Regions from separate parts of the Mus musculus genome. Here region 1 is linked to region 2. A link is a loop called in an ENCODE intact Hi-C map of the cell type or tissue named here. Cell type or tissue: left cerebral cortex. All regions are shown on one strand.

Evidence for each region. Hi-C counts contacts between places; a loop is a spot of excess contacts. Peaks named below come from ENCODE experiments on the same cell type or tissue, not always from the same donor. Only the 100,000 strongest peaks of a DNase experiment are listed, where the experiment ranks them.
Region 1: a loop joins it to region 2, with 3 times the contacts of the local background. A loop is called at or near these places in 15 of 42 quality-filtered maps.

The regions. Positions count from the first base shown.
Region 1 is chr2:76,124,512-76,132,511 of GRCm38, forward strand. All of the region lies in intron 9 of Pde11a (phosphodiesterase 11A), which reads right to left. Among named protein-coding and RNA genes, the nearest start is that of Gm52518, 92 kb to the left of the region's middle. In left cerebral cortex, a CTCF peak has its summit at 3,753; DNase peaks (open chromatin) are centred at 481 and 3,786.
Region 2 is chr2:76,366,908-76,374,907 of GRCm38, forward strand. Rbm45 (RNA binding motif protein 45) reads left to right here and starts at 3,077. Exons shown (of 10, transcript NM_153405.2): 1 at 3,077-3,521; 2 at 5,128-5,250; 3 at 6,653-6,779. The coding sequence starts at 3,222. In left cerebral cortex, CTCF peaks have their summits at 435 (motif pointing right) and 3,010 (motif pointing right); DNase peaks (open chromatin) are centred at 452 and 3,039; H3K4me3 peaks cover 1,238 bases; H3K27ac peaks cover 649 bases.

The sequences.
Region 1 (8,000 bases), 240 kb before region 2:
ACGGTCCCAGGGGTGAGCACAGCCCTTCAACTGAGAAGACAGTCCTCAAACAACCCTTTGCATCCCAGCTGACTTCATGGGTCCTTGAAACTCAGACCTGAGTTTGGATTCAGATCTGCAGCCAGCTGAGCGATGCAAGCCACAGAACCTATCTCAGCAAGTTCCTAGACCCAGATGACCGCCCATCTGCTCACTAGTCAGGTGAGAACCTGGCTGTCTTCTCTGTGTGTTTTGGTAAAGGTTCTAGGAGATTGCTCTATAAGTCACATCACACAGTGCTGGGCACAAATACAGACATCCAGTTAATGAAACACTTTCATAAGCACCCAAATCATCACACCCCAAAACTGAAGTAACAGAAACACATACCACACAGGGGAAAAAAAAATTCCAGGCACGCCAGAATCCGTGCATGCAAGTAACAGTTACTTCCTAAGGTTTCCATGGGAACCATGTTTCATTCCTCCAAACATCTGCTGTGTTTGGGAACTTGGTCCACCATCCTGAAGCACATTTGTTAGACCACAGCAGTGGTGACAAATCCTATAAAGATGGATTTGATTTGGGAAAACCACCAAATGTTGTTCAGCAGGAGATAAAGTGAGAACGCAGTCAACTTCTTGTTAGAAACACAGTTGTGTTTATAAAGAAGCGGCACGAATCTCTCTGTAGATGGCAGAATGATCCCTCTAAAATGCCAGACGAATCACATGGCCCTTCTGCTGAAGGCTGCTCAATCACTCTCTACTTCTCTTAGAGTCAAATTCAAGTCCCTCCATGCATCATAACTGTCCTTCGAGACCCACCCTCTGGAGCCCCATGCTTGCCCGTATCCTGGTGTGCAGAGATGTTCAGTGGCTCTGACAGCTTGTCACCAGAGTCCTCTACATTCTCACCTGCAACTTTCCTTCTCCCTGGTAAATTCCTGAGAATTGTCTTTCAAAGTACAGCTTGGAAGTTACCTTCTCGGCAAGCCAGCTGTGATAAAGCTCTCTGAATTAGATGCTTCTTCTGCACGTGGTACCCACTTCTACCCCAGACTTGTCACACAGGGCAGCAATCACACTTTCCCTCTCGTCTGTCCTCTTATAGACTGAAATTATGTGAAGCATTATACTGTGACTCATGTCATTTTGAAGTATCTGATATGTTTTGGTAAGGATTAAGTGTTTTGTATATAGTAGGTGATCTGTTATGTTGGTGGTTTGACTAAGAATGGCACCCATAGGCTTATGTGTTTGAGAGCTTAGTCACCAGGGAGTGGTACTATTTGAAAGGATTAGAAGGACTGGGAGCCATGGCCTTGTTGGAGTAGGTGTGGCCTTGTTAGAGGAAGTGTGTCACTGGGGGTGGGCTTTGAAGTTTCAACAGCCTGCGTGAGGTCCAGCTCACTCTCTCTGGCAGCAGATTAGGATGTAGCCCTCAACTACTTTCCCAGCACCATGCCTGTGATGCCTGCCTCCACGCTCCTTGCCATGATGATAATGGACTCATCTGCTTCTGAAAGCCAGCCCCTAGTGAAATGCTTTGTTTTATAAGCTTTGCTTTAGTCATGGCGTCTCTTCGCAGCAACAGAACAGTGACTAAGACAGGTACATTAATGTCAGTGTCATGCAGAACTCATAGATCCCACTAAAGTGTTTGAGGTACATGGATAATGACAGGATTATTAGAAATGCAGCACTTACTCATTTCCAGCATCAGTAAATACTTTCTGCATGTGTACTCATATATGTACATTGTGCATATCTGTACATGTGTGTATACACATGTATGTACATGTGTGTTTTCAGTACCCGTGGAGATCAACCCTGAGTTTTGTTCCTCAGATACTTTCTATTTTGTATTTTTAAGACCGTGTCTCCCTCTGACCTGGGGCTTACCAATTAGACTGGACAGTGAGTCCCAAGATAGACCTGTCTCTTCCTTCCTAGTGCTGGGATGGCAAGCTCACACTTGAACTACACAGCTCTGCACATGGTTTCTAGGGATCAAACTTAGGTATTCATGATCCTGTGCAAATGCTGTAGTGACTGGATCATCTTCCAGCCTCCACACTCCCTTTTGGTTGTTAAGAAACTGTTTTCTTAGGCTCTGACATAGGTAGTATCTGATAAATAAAGCAATAATGGATTATAACCCCCAAATGAGAGAGAGATAAAGAGATTTATAGAAAATTGGGAAGATTATGCAGAAAACAAATACTAAGTAATTTGAGTAGCTAGTTCCCCCTCAAGGAAATGGAACATAGCACTCCACTGTTGGGGATAGCTTTGCATATCCAAAGAGTGCAGTTAAGGAAAGAAGGTATCAGAGCAGCTCAGAGCAGCAGTGGGAAGCCTGAGAGCATTACTTCAGCCAGGGTGTCAAGGTCAAGGGTAAGTCATTCTGATGCGAACCACCCATGTCACCCATGGCCGTCCTCACCATCGTCTAGAATCAGAGTCTAAGCTTGAGAAAACGGCAGCCAATCCCGATAGAGAGACATACGAAGTGCTCACTCTGGAACACTGTTTCATGGACATACAATCAAAGCTAAGTGGACTAGGTAGGTTAAAGTGTGTGTGTGTGCGTGTATGCATGCATGTGTGTAACATAAAGAAATGATAATGAGCTTGGGGGAGGGGGAACCAGAGAGGAGTTTAAGGGAGAGAGGGAGAGGCAAGAGTGATGTAGATACAGTGGTCATGTGTGAAGTTCTCAGAAAAAAATAAGAAAATTACTAACTCCCTTCCAAAACAAGCCATAATACTTTTTAAAAAAGGAAATCATGAAATGTGGACATCCAAGAGAAGCTTAAAGCATGATATCTAAAGACAACAGGGAATCTTGGGACCCAGAACAGGAAAGGTATTTGGTAAAGAATCAGGAAAGGTGAACAAAGGAGCCCTCTAGGAGACAGAGTACAGCAATGATCATCAACTACAGCAAACACAGTAATAATAATAATGTACAATGGTAAAGGTAGAGGAAACATGATGCGGGGTACAAGGGGAGGCTACATTCTCTCTCTAAGTTTTCTATTAATATGAAATTGTTCTACATATGGCATATATGCGTGACATTCTTAACCAATAAGAACAAATCACTCTCTAACGTGTAGGGATCTGGAGAGAGAGCTCCAATTAAGAGTACTGGCTACGCCAGGCGTGGTGGTGCACGCCTTTAATCCCAGCACTTGGGAGGCAGAGGCAGCCGGATTTCTGAGTTTGAGGCCAGCCTGGTCTACAAAATGAGTTCCAGGATAGCCAGGGCTACACAGAGAAACCCTATCTTAAAAAAACTAAAAAAAAAAAAAAAAAAAAAAAAAAAGTACCAGCTGCTTTTCCAGAGGACCTAAGGTCGGTTCCCAGCACCCACACCAGGCAGTGTGAGACCGTCCGTAATTCCAGCTCCGGGGGATCCAATGCCATCTTCTGGCCGCTGTGCTCACACGTTCTCATGTGTACATACAGCCAGACACATAATTAAGAAAACAAATCTTCAAAATAAAACACAATGAAAAGTGAAAAAAATGCTCTAAAATAAGATGTACTTAAAAAATAGTATCTGGTTGGATGTTGATAGAGGTCCTCTGCTTTCCACAACACCTAAAGGAAAACACAGGAGCCCTCCCTAAGACTGAATATTGGATCTGAGGAATTTTGTTAAGTATTAGACAGATGCAATGGTATCTACAAACAAACCAAACCAAAACAACAAAATAAAATTGGCTTTATAGTGCTTAAAGACAGGAAAGAGCTGTTCTTCAAGCCGCCCCACGAGGGTGCTATTCCTTCTCTGGTGTCAAAGCGCTTTCCTGGAGACCAGGCATCTGCACTAATCAGAAAATCAATCCCTTCCTGGTCCTCTGGCTTCTGAACTGGCACCTACTTCTGAGGAATTGACTTTCACCCAGGGGCTTGGGGAAGTTATTGCAAGTAAAGCCCTGAATGAGGGTGGGGACAGGAATTGCTGTAACTATTACTGTCAACACCCAGGAGTGGCACCCCACAGTGTGTGCTGGAAGGAGATTCTTCCTGTACTTTATGATTATAATCTTTGCCTGTACTTTCTTGGATTTGATTCATTCAGCAAATAGTTCCTGCATGCAGCCTCACCAGACATCACACAGTTTCCTGTATGGCACTTTACTGTGACGCTCTCTTGGTATCTTGTTTACCTATTCCCGTTTTCTGCTAGAGTATAATAAATAGCACTTATATTCCCACTGCTCCATCCTTAGCAGCTAGAACAGCATGGGTCACAGTGAAGTGAAGGTGGTCGAAAGGGGACACGTGATTCTATGTACAGGAGCTTCCTAGTGAAATCAGAGTCACGGGCAAAGGGGTGGTTGCCATGGGTGACAGGGAGCTGAGTTAGATGTGCTGTGGATGTTGTCTCAGGTTGGGAGACAGAGAGTGGTGAGGGCTCTACAACAATGTGAAGCACTTAGACCCACTGAACTGAGTGCTGAAAAATGGCTGGAATAGTAAGTTCCATGTCGTGCTTATTTTTGCCACAACTACAAAGGAATAAAAAAGAACCCTGTCCCAGACTTAGAGGGATGAGCTGTGTCTCGGGAAGGGAAGGATGCATGGATCACTGAAGGTCAGTCCCTGTCAGGAGGGGCAAAGCTACAACATCGGGAATTGTCGACAGGAGAGGGCTCGCCACGGAGTTGTCTGGAGGGTTTGTGCAAACAAGTCCTTCTGCACAGAGAGAGCCGGAAGTCAGGCGAGGACACACCTCTCACAGAGGCTCTGCATCTCCACCCCACTTCTCCCTTGCTCTGAGCCTGTTTAGGGCAGGAAGGAAGAATAAGGAAATAAAAGAAGCTCATTGTAAACTCTCTTGGCAACAGGCTTCTAACTTCAGGAAAGAAGGCAATATATATACTCAATACCTCAGTGTGTCAGAAGATGCATCTAAGACCACCTTCGTCCAGGAGTGAAGACTGACTGGCTCAATGGATCAGGGAGAAGGGAAATGGGCAGGAAAGAAGAAATTAGTATCTGATCACGTGCTAGGAGTCCAGCTCTTTCACTCTTCCAACCAGAGGAGATTTTCCTCAGAGTTTAGGAGATTCCTCAGGGAGACTCATCTCTCCCCTCTTACTTCAGGAGGCTCCTTAACTCTAATAGAGGGAGGCTTCACACAAAGTCTGGAAAGAGATCTTTGAAGCCAGCCCTCCTTCCTTCCACACAAAACCAACTCTATTCATGGCATGGGGAATGCAGAGGAGATGCTCTGCCAGTTTGTGGGCAGCGAGACTTTTGTCATCAATCTCAAAGGGTCAAAGGTTTCCCTTTTGGATTCTTGTGCTGGAAGACCACAGTGGACGCAGCTCAAATGCTTTCACTTATCGTATGCATTTTTTTTTCTGAGTACCAATTGTGTAAAAAAAAAAAACACTAGGGGAGAGAAATAAAACAATCACATACTTCAGGGTACACACTTTCAGACAGAGGAACATACACAGGCATCATGCAGGGCAAAAGAAAGACAGCCACGGGACTAGACGTTTTCTGGAGTACATTTAAATTGAGCTCCGAATATCGGAATGGTCCTGAGTGGGGAGGCATAATTGGGACGGAGAATAATGAAAGCTGAGGGCACATTAAGGATCAGCTGGCAGACAGGCAGGTGGCTGATTTGTAGACTATGAAGCATTTGAGTGTGTAAGTAGCATACAATTCTCTGAGAAGAGAAATGAGAGCCAGGGGTAGGGAAGTAGTTTGGTGTGAGATTTCCAAGGGCCCCAGAGGCCAGGACATTTGTATTTTGATAGGGAATAGGGGAACAATTTAAGGTCTATGAGTCAGCTCGCGATGCACTCTACACTCTGTTGTAGGAGGAACAAGTAGAAGGGGATTGTGATTGCCCAGCCAAGAGGTAATGAAGCCCTTAAGTAGGACGGCTGCTGTGAACACTGGGAAGGAGGAAATAGATGGGAGGCTCTGGGGAGGTGGGGTAGATGACGCCTGGCTCCTGATTGCCTAGCCTCTCCCTCACTCTCTGTTTGACCCTCATTCTTCTCCTCTCTCTGATCATAAAACCGTGTGAGGCATCCCTTACCACCCAGACCTACACTTCCTGGAAATATTCTCGCCTGCATTAGGTAAGGCTTCATTCGCAATAACCGTGAAGGACACCCTGAAGAACAATTCCTGATGCTCCAAATGAGGACGTAATATTCCACATCTACATTCCTATTGTGCTCTCTGTGTTCTGACCTTTAGGTAAAGTTTCCCCTTTGTTCCGAGGACCACGCTCTGGGAAAATATGAGTGGAAAGAAACACGGCTTATCTGGAGTGTTTGGCTGCTTGCGCAGAATGGAAATCAAGATCATAAAAGTAAATTTGTTTAAATGATTGTAAATTCCTTTCTTTGTTCCATCATCCCGCTTTAAGAGCATCTAAGAGCTGTGAGGTATTAATATTACATACTTAGGTAAAAGAATTTTAACAATAGAGTTTTATAACTAAATTATAAGAAAGTTAGAAAAGCAGTCACCAAAAATAATTGTATTGATAATTCGATTGTTAGATAAAATCTAGGTACGATGGCAGTCATTCCATTTTTAAAGACCAGAAAAAGTAGAAGACATGTAGCTTACACATCTCTCTTTTACCTTTGGTGGATTGTGACTAACATGAGCTCAAGTTTCCAGCATGTGGCAATAGGAAGAGACTTCCTTCTATGCCAAGATAGATATGAAGTTGTGATTTCCAGGTCCTGTCACTTTCTGCAGAAGCAAACATGGTAACACAGGTGACAGGCACTGGGCAAACCCGGAAGAAGCAGAAGTGCTCTGGGATAGCTGCACCTGCAGTGGGGCCAGGGTGTTCTGCAGAGATGCCAGGGTGTTCTGCAATGGGGCCAGGGTGTTCTCCAAGGTGCTAGGGTGTTCTCCAAAGTGCTGGGGTGTTCTGCAATGGGGCCAAGGTGTACTGAAATGGGGTCAGGGTGTACTACTCAGCCCAGATCGAACACAGAAATTAATAAGTAGTAACTCGGAGTTATCAGTAAGAAAACAGATTCTAACAACATGGAGGGTAGGCAGTTGTCCAGCTATTGTGCTGCCTAAGGCATATTAAAATATAAAGGCTGTGTGTGTGTCTTTCATCTGAGAACATAAGCCATTAAGATAAGAAGGAACACTGCACTGAGATTTTAAAAATATTTTCTGCAACATAGTGCAATGGTGCCAGGCTGTTCTGTAATGGTGCTTGCGTGTTCTGCAGTGATGCTAGGGTTTTGTGCAGTGGTGGCAGGCTGTTCTGCTGGTTCCAGGGTGCACTGCAGTGGTGCCAAGGTACACTATAATGATGCCTGACTAGACAGTGATGTAGCTTGCAGAGCCTGAATCAAAGAATGAAAGAAAGGCTAATCTATTTTGAACTCAAACTCGAAGCAGGAAGTGATCTGCCTAACCAAACAGGCAAAGAGTTATGATCCCTAAATTAATCTGAGGATGAACAAACAGAATTCAACGGAGATCAAAGCTAGCAATGCACTAGTCAGTACAAACACCCAACTTTTGCGAAGGCTAGCTCTTTTATACAGCTTTAAGAGTGTGATTCCATGACCCTCTCCCATAGACCAAATCCTCAGACATTCCAATACCTTCTCTATAATGGTTCAGTACTGTGTATAAGCTATGTACCCTTATATAGGCTGAATCTTCTGTATACTGCTTATATATCCCTAGGTAGCACAGTGCAAAAGCTAGTAGACACTTGTGGTTCTATGTTACTTAGGAGACACTGACAAAGGGGAGATGGTTGCAAGTGTTTACTACAGATATACTTTTTTTTTAGGATCCTTCCCACCCATGGTTGAATTCACAGATGTGGAACCAGTGGAAAGAGAGGACCAAGTATGTCAATTATAACTGAATATTGCATCTGAACACTGTCCCTAAGTGTCACAATACTTTATTATGCTCATTTGCTCTATGAAGTAACTAAGATCTTATGCAGAATGTCCAAGGGTAACAGCTAGGCTATCATGACTC
Region 2 (8,000 bases):
GCCAGTACTGAAAAGCAAAAGCCTCTCCCTTCCCCATGGCTTTTCCTCTATAGCTGCAACTCCCTGATCCCCATAGGTGAAAGGTTGAAATGCGAGTCTGTGTGCTCAGTCTTGCTATTGGTTCCATGATTCAGAGAAGGAAAACAATCCTGTTTAGGGCAAAACCAGGGGAAATGTGATGAATATACTAAATATACCCAACAGAACCATTCAGATGAGTGAATTTAGGATCGCAAGCTTATATTTTAGTAGTGTAAATAAACGCTTCTTGCCTCTCTCGAGTATACGATGTTTCATGTTTGGGTGATACAGATATAAATGCCTTTCCTATAGTTTCCCAGTGCTTCTCTTGAAGGAAATACTATAAGCTCTAAACGTGCAGGATGAGAATCAATATTCTTATTTTACAGGCACTGCAGTTTAAGAAAACGGTTTCCCACTAGATGGCGCTGGTGCGCAAGTTGTCTTACTCGTGATCTTTGCACTTCCTCACGTCAATAAAATGATGACATTGTTTTCACCTGACTGGTCTTCCTTCTAAGACAAGGAAAAGTGGAACCTTAGTGCAAGTTACTCCCTGTACTTTCTAAGCTGAAGGTAAACAGAACATTCCTTCCACAGAGTGTGATGCCAGGAAAAAACGATTGTAACCCCTGTGTCAAAATCATTGTAACATCTGTAATTCCTGACGCTTAGAGACTACTAGTTAGACAATACAGAAGTTGGCTTTGGGCACTATAGTCAAAGGAAATTGGAAAACTAATGTCTCCTGTGTCCTTGTACACATGCATTTCATAGCCCTAAACTATGAGCTCTATATAATCATTAACTACATGAGGCTAAACTGTTAACTTCATGATAGAGGAAAGAGTGGCCATTTGTTTGATACTTTATCTCTTGTGTGGAACACAGTATTCAACACATAATTAAAAGTCAAAATATTTAGTTTCCAAGTGTGGTGGTATACATCTGGAATCCCAGCATTTGGGAAGCCAAGACAAAGAAGATTTAGTTAAAAGCCCACCTGTGCTGGGTAGTGAGACCCTGTGTTGCTGAGTGCTGGAGAGATGGCTCAGTGGTTAAGAGCACTGATTGCTCTTCCAGAGGACCCAGGTTCAACTCCCAGTACACACGTGGCAGCTCACAACCATCTGTAACTTCAGTTCCTGGGAATCCAATGCCTTCCTCTGACCTGCACGGATACTGCAGACACATGGGACACAGATGGTACATTTAGGCAAAACACTCATATCTATAAAATAGAGTTAAATAAAAATCTTTGGAAAAAAAATAAGGTCAATTGAATGAATGGATGACTTCACTAATTATGCCTGACACCTGCTCTATTTAGTATGTAACATTATTTCTACTCCGCAGTAGAGAATCTCACAAGAGTCAGTGATGGTTCTTTCTCCAGCCCTGAGTCTCTAGCTCCTGGCATGCATGACTGATGCACAATAAACATGGATGTGTTTGACTTCATAGATGGCCCGATCTTAGCAGCCTCGGTATGGGCATTTTAGGAGGTGCGTCCCTAGCCCAGCTCTGCGATTCCTGTGCTACTAAAGGCTAACCCAGTCCTTTGTCCTAAATGCCTGTTCACCTCATCACCAAGGTTCACTAATATGCCGTGGAAGCCAGTGGGCATTTCGCACTTTGCTTGGGCCCTCTAATTTCTCGTAGTTCTCAGATGTGCATCCATCACTCTCCCTGCTCGTGCATCTTGGATGGGCTGCGGTAGCTGCGTAGATCACACACACAGCTGCCTCTGGGCCTGGTTCTGTTACCTGTGCATCTTAACTTTGAGCCTCAGATTTCCTCATCTCTAAAAATAGGGATAAGGATTCCATGGTTGTAAAAGGCTCCTTTCAGCCATCAGACTCTATGGTTTTAACTCTTAGTATTCTATTGCTGCGAAGAGACACCATGACCACGGTAACTCTTATAAAGGAAAGCATTTCACTGGGGCTGGCTTACACTTTCAGAGGTTGAGTCCACCGTCATCATGGCGGGAAGGATAGCAGCAGGCAGAGATAATAGTGCTGGAGAAGCCGCTGGAAGTTCTACCTCCAGGTCCAAAGACAAGAGGGAAAGAAGGCACTGCTACTGAAACTCCCAAAGCTCAACCTCACACTTCCTACAAGGCCACACCCACTCTAACTAGGCCACACCCATCCTAACAAGGCCACGCCAAAACGGTGATGAAGACTGTGTTTTCACCAAAATTTCAGACAAACTCCCCCCAGGTCTTCTGCTTGACTAGATCCAACTTCCAGCTTTCTGTTCTAGGGGAATCTAATTGGAGGACAAATCCTGATAAGTCAGTTTCGCCATAATTCTTATCCTTGATGTCTGACTGCTGTTAATGTCTTTTTTTTTTTTTTTTTTTTTTTTTTTGGTTTTTCGAAACAGGGGTTCTCTGTATAGCCCTGGCTGTCCTGGAACTCACTTTGTAGACCAGGCTGGCCTCAAACTCAGAAATCCACCTGCTGCTGCATCCCAAGTGCTGGGATTAAAGGCGTGCGCCACCACTGCCCGGCTGTTAATGTTTTATTACTTATCAACTTATCACTTATCTACAGCCTAAGTTCTGGGAAGCAGATCTACTGAGAGTCTCTCTTACCCCGCGATCTTCAGTAATTGTCCTTATACTAACTCATATTGTACTGTCCTCCATTTATCTTACTGGAACCAAGTCCAGTCTCTCCCCCTTACTGCAAGACCCCAACGCAATGGTCCTTTGTACCTGTCTCTATGGACCATTTTGAGTGAAGCCTGCCTGCTTTTTGTATATTTTTGGTGTGGTGCTTTTGCTGACCTCAAATTTACTATGTAGCCCAGGAGGCCTCAAATGTAGCAATCTGATTACAGGCTTAGTAGAAGCCAGCTTTGGGAAGGCTTAAGAATCAGGCAGGTGGATCTTTTTAGCCACAGGGCAAAGTGGTTTGCATAAACCCATTCTTGGTTTTCCCTGGGACTGAAGATTTGAGATTGCTGAGTCCACCGTGGCACCAGGGGGCGCTGCAGAATGTTCCCGGAAGCCCGCAGACCTCACTGCGGGACGCACCTGCTTTCCGGCTCTCGGCTCTTCCGGAAGCGGAGCTGCTTACCGGCGTGGGGCGAGACGGGGAGCTGCCGGGAAGCGGCCGGGAAGCGGCCGAGAACCTGCCGGGTGAACAGGGCCTGCAGGGGGGCTGCGCCTGGGTCCCGCGTGGGGCGCCATGGACGACGCCGGCGGCTTGGGAGGCAGCGGAGGATTCCGCCCGGGCGTAGACAGCCTGGATGAGCCGCCCAACAGCCGCATTTTTCTAGTGATCAGCAAGCACACATCCGAATTGGTGCTGAGGGAGCGCTTCTCGCCCTTCGGAGACATCCAGGACATCTGGGTGGTGCGCGACAAGCACACTAAGGAGTCCAAGGGCGTGGCCTTCGTCAAGTTCGCGCGCAGCTCACAGGCCTGCCGGGCAATGGAGGAGATGCACGGACAGTGCCTGGGTCCCAGCGACACCAAGCCCATCAAGGTGCGGGGCTGAGGTGCCTGGTTTAGGGTGTGTGAGGTAGAGATGCCCAGGTTGGGGTGTTTGGGATATGGGTGCCCGGGGTTGAGGGTGCTCGCGAGGGTGACGGCGGTATGGGTTGGGGTCTCTCCCGCCCCTTTGCTGCGCCGGGGATGCTGTGCATCTGGTAGGAGAGGGGTTGGATTCTGCACGCACCGTGAGTGTGCCGAGGATGGCTTGGAGGAGCGGATCCCCGGCCTCTGGCCAAAGGAGCCTCTTACCCTGGGAACAGATTGGGTAGCCACATCCAAGGATAGCACAACTGTGGCTGACCTCGTAAGTCAGTCAACCTCCTGTCCCCGTCTTCCTGTCTATTGTGAAAACTTTTCTGAGCTTCCTCTCTCGAACACTGTAATTACCTTCGCGACTAGAAAATTTAGTTTTAGGGTTTTTTTTCCTCGTGTATTTTACTTTTACAAAGCTTGAAGGATCTCTTAAGTAAAAAAAAAATTACAGCACCATGCCTATAAACAGAAAATTATCAAAGTAAAAGTATTTTGTGACAAGCTATGCTATACTGGAAAGGGGCAAACCTAGAAAACGGTGCAAGGTGTGGGGGAATTCTGGTTTGGGTTTTGTAAGAATACCATTTACGAGTGTTCATGGACTGTGGGCTAGAGTGTCTCCAGCCCCTCTTCTATGCTGCACCTGGGCATGGGGAGGGGAGTTAGAGGGTAGTAGGGGCAGAGAAAGGCAGAGGGAGAGGAGGAGGGGGAGGGAAAGAAGAAGGAGCAGGAGGAAGAAGAAGAAGAGAGAAAGAAAAGGAAGAAGAAAGAAGAGGCCAGCCATGAGCACGTAGAGAAGGGGAAATAAATGGGGGCGGGGGGAGAGCAAGGGAGGAACGGGGTTAAAATTTTTGAGAACAAGGTGTGTGCTAGGTCATTCATGTGCGCTATATAGATACAGTCATTAATCAGGGGACTTTATAAGCTCTTTAGGCTCGAAAATTTAGAAATTTGTGATCTGATGGTATCCCCGCTCTTATTTATCCAAGGTTCCCCTTTTATCTACTATTTGTGTTTTCTTTCGAGTTTCTCTTGTATGTTTCTTTGGCTATTTCATTACCGGTGTGTTGATTAAATTAACTTAGAGTTGCCCATTTCTTCTAATACCGTTGGCAGTGCTTGACATATGGTGGGTATTACTGAAGAAATAACTAAAATAGACCACCTAGGGATATGCCTCTAACTCTGTCTTGTAAGTAGGGTCCTTTGCCTCTATAGCAAGCTGTCTCCTGAGCAAAGGTAAGCTCTCCTTCTCCTGGACCCAGTGTTCTCTTCCACAAAAGTACACAGTGTCGTGGTTTTTATATTCGGTGTCTTTTGAGTTTCTGCCTCCTGCAGTGTTCCGTTTTCCATGGTTTTCTCACACTTCAGTGATACACACTGCCCTCCTTAAAGGAAACACACACACACACAGAGCACCCCTCATGGGTCCTTGTGAATAAGGTGTTCCATATTACCTGAAGGCCTGCCTGGCCTACAGACAGAGTTAAACTGTAGCCAGGGTTATAAAGTAATATGCTTAAGGAATACACAGCGTTATTCTGAAGGCTTTATATGTTTCTTAGGTTTTCATTGCCCAGTCCCGATCATCAGGAAGTCACAGGGATGTTGAAGATGAAGAACTCACGAGAATCTTTGTTATGATACCAAAGTCCTATACAGAAGAAGACCTGCGGGAGAAGTTCAAGGTACTTTTGTGTTATCATCATAGCTCCGCCCTCAACATTGTTATTAACAGTCACTAACAGCTGGACGATTGTAATGAGAGTTCATCATAAGATCTAGGTTGAGAAAATGAAGTGCAAACGCTGAGTATTTTCATTAAGACTACACAGCTATAGGTGATAGCACTAAAATATAAGCCCTCTCTGCCCCCAGAGCCTGCTCTCAAAATTCCAAAGCACTGGTTGGTTCTCATTTATCTTGCCCCTCCACAGAGTGAGTCACCGGCCTGAGCACGTGAGCTGTGCTGGCTAATTCTGATCATGGCCTGTGCTATGTTGATATCACACTCACTCACAGCTAGCTTTATCCTAAGATTGAGCTTCTCTGTGGGTCACAGTTAAGGGAAAACGTTACAGCTCTGAGCTGCTAATCAGAGAAAATGACTTTGGACAAATAATTTTAAATCTTTGTAGGCAGCAACTATTTGTAGGTTTTTCTCAACAGAAACTCAACACGGTTTTAATTGTTTCGAGGTGGTTGCTTTCTTATGGTATTCTCTTCTGTCTAACCTCTTAACACCGTGAGTTGGAGGTGGGTGACAAGCAAGAAGAAAGAAGCTAGCAGGAAAAAATAGTTTTCATATGTCTTTGGCCCTACTCCAGTTGACCTTCAGAAATAACAGATTCCAAAAATTTGTACTCCATACTTCCTCCAATAGTAAGAAAATGTTTACCTAACTTTTTCTCAGAGAATAATAAAGCACCTTAATCTAAATATATAATAAACTTGTTTACAAGAGAATTTTGTAAAATACATACTAAATGACATAGCATGAGTTTATAAGCCTACGTGTCTTCCAACATTAAACATTACTGTGTGTTTCTCCCAAACACTAATTTTCTGAGTAGACTATTATGTTCTGCTTTGAACTGATCCTCAAAAGAGCATCCAGTCAGTCATTCACGATGCTGCTGGAGACACGTAAACATTTTCAACAGATACTGCTGCGTATTGAGCGTCTCCTAGACTCTTAAGCGTTTAATCTGGATCAGTCCATTTAACCTTTCGCAGTCCAGTGAGGTCAGAGGTGCTGAAGATGCTGACAGAGGAGAGTAAACTGCCTGGCTACTGAGTGGTTGAGCTAGGGCTGAATCTCAGAATCCCAGTTCCAGAGCACGCCCACCTGTCTACTGAGTGAGACAGTGTGGACAAGCCTTTCTCTCCCAGTTTAGTTTCTCTGTGGCTTAGGCAAGATTTCTATAGGCTCAGCTTCATTGTCTGTCAAATCAGCAGTATAGAATGTGTGTGTCACCTTGAAGGATTGCATTGTTTGCACGCACGAGACACAAATACGTATAATTTTCAGTCTTGGACTATCTTATTCAATTGTGAGTCTCCTAAGGTCATCTCTTTTGACTCTTGTAGGTGTATGGAGATATCGAGTATTGCAGCATTATTAAGAATAAAGTCACTGGAGAAAGTAAAGGCTTGGGCTACGTGCGCTATTTAAAACCATCACAAGCTGCCCAGGCAATAGAAAACTGTGATAGAAGTAAGAATGGGCTTTTAAAGTTTTATTTTATGTGTTTGGTGGTTGTGCCTACATGTACATCTGTGCGCCACATGGGTGCAGTGCCTGCCGAGGCCAGAGGAACATCAGATCTGGAACTGGAGTTACAGATGAGTGTGACCCTCCATGTGGGTATTGGGAACAGAACCCAGGTCCTCTGTAAGAGCCACAAGTGTTTGTAACCACTGAGCCATCTTTTCAGCCCCAGAATATACTTTTTTATATTTTGTTTTTAACTTTGCTAAAAGGCCTTTAAAAAGAAATTCTCATTATTATAAATAACAGCCTTCCATGCTATGCCATGTAAGTAGTGTAGCAGGTATTTATACAGATCCAAGGCTGAAAACATTTTGCATTGATGAATCAGTCATGCACTGATGCCATCCTGAGAAACACGATCGGCTGAATCCTCCATAGTAAGTGCAGGACACTCCTGGCTCATTGTTTGCATAGGTTTGGGGCTTTAAAAATTATTTTGTAATTTAAAGTATTGAAAACTGATTTACCCTTTTAGGTTTTTAAAAGTATTTTTCTTTGTTGTTTTTCTTAAGACAGAGTCTTGTTGTGTAGCCCAGACTAGACTTTTCACTTGTGATTCCCCTGCCCTGGCCTCCTAGCTGTCAGCTTTACAGGCGAATGCCCCTGTGCCCAGCAGATCTGATTCTGTTTGTTCCTACTTGACCTAAGCCCTAAGAAGGATTTATTATACTAACAAACATACAAATTAAGGATGGCATTGGTAAGAGTTGCTATCACGGGTAAATAATTTGAAGCTATAGAGGCAAATTGTTGGATGTTTAATGTTATATATAAAATTGAATTCAGCAAATAAGAGGTGTACTAAACTCTGTGCTTTAGACTGTTATAAAAATCTGTATATACAGGAAAGAGTTGCGGTTGATCAGTAGAATTCTTATTTGCCTCTAAAGTCCACACTGTGATTTTCTTCTTAGGTCCTTCTGTTTCTCAGAAGTCAGTCTTAACTGGCTTCCTGTGGTATGTTCCTCAGTATGCTAAGAGGAGGGTATAGGTGAAGTACCTGCTAGCTCTGACATTTAAAACTCTATGTCTATGTTGATAAGACTGAAAACAAAAGTACATCTTGTTTTCCCTGACCTCCTAGTCCTTGTAGAGTCATAACTCCTCCCTGCAGATAGAATGAGCTCAGACCAGCTTTGTTTCGCCGTGTTTGCAGCTGCTGGA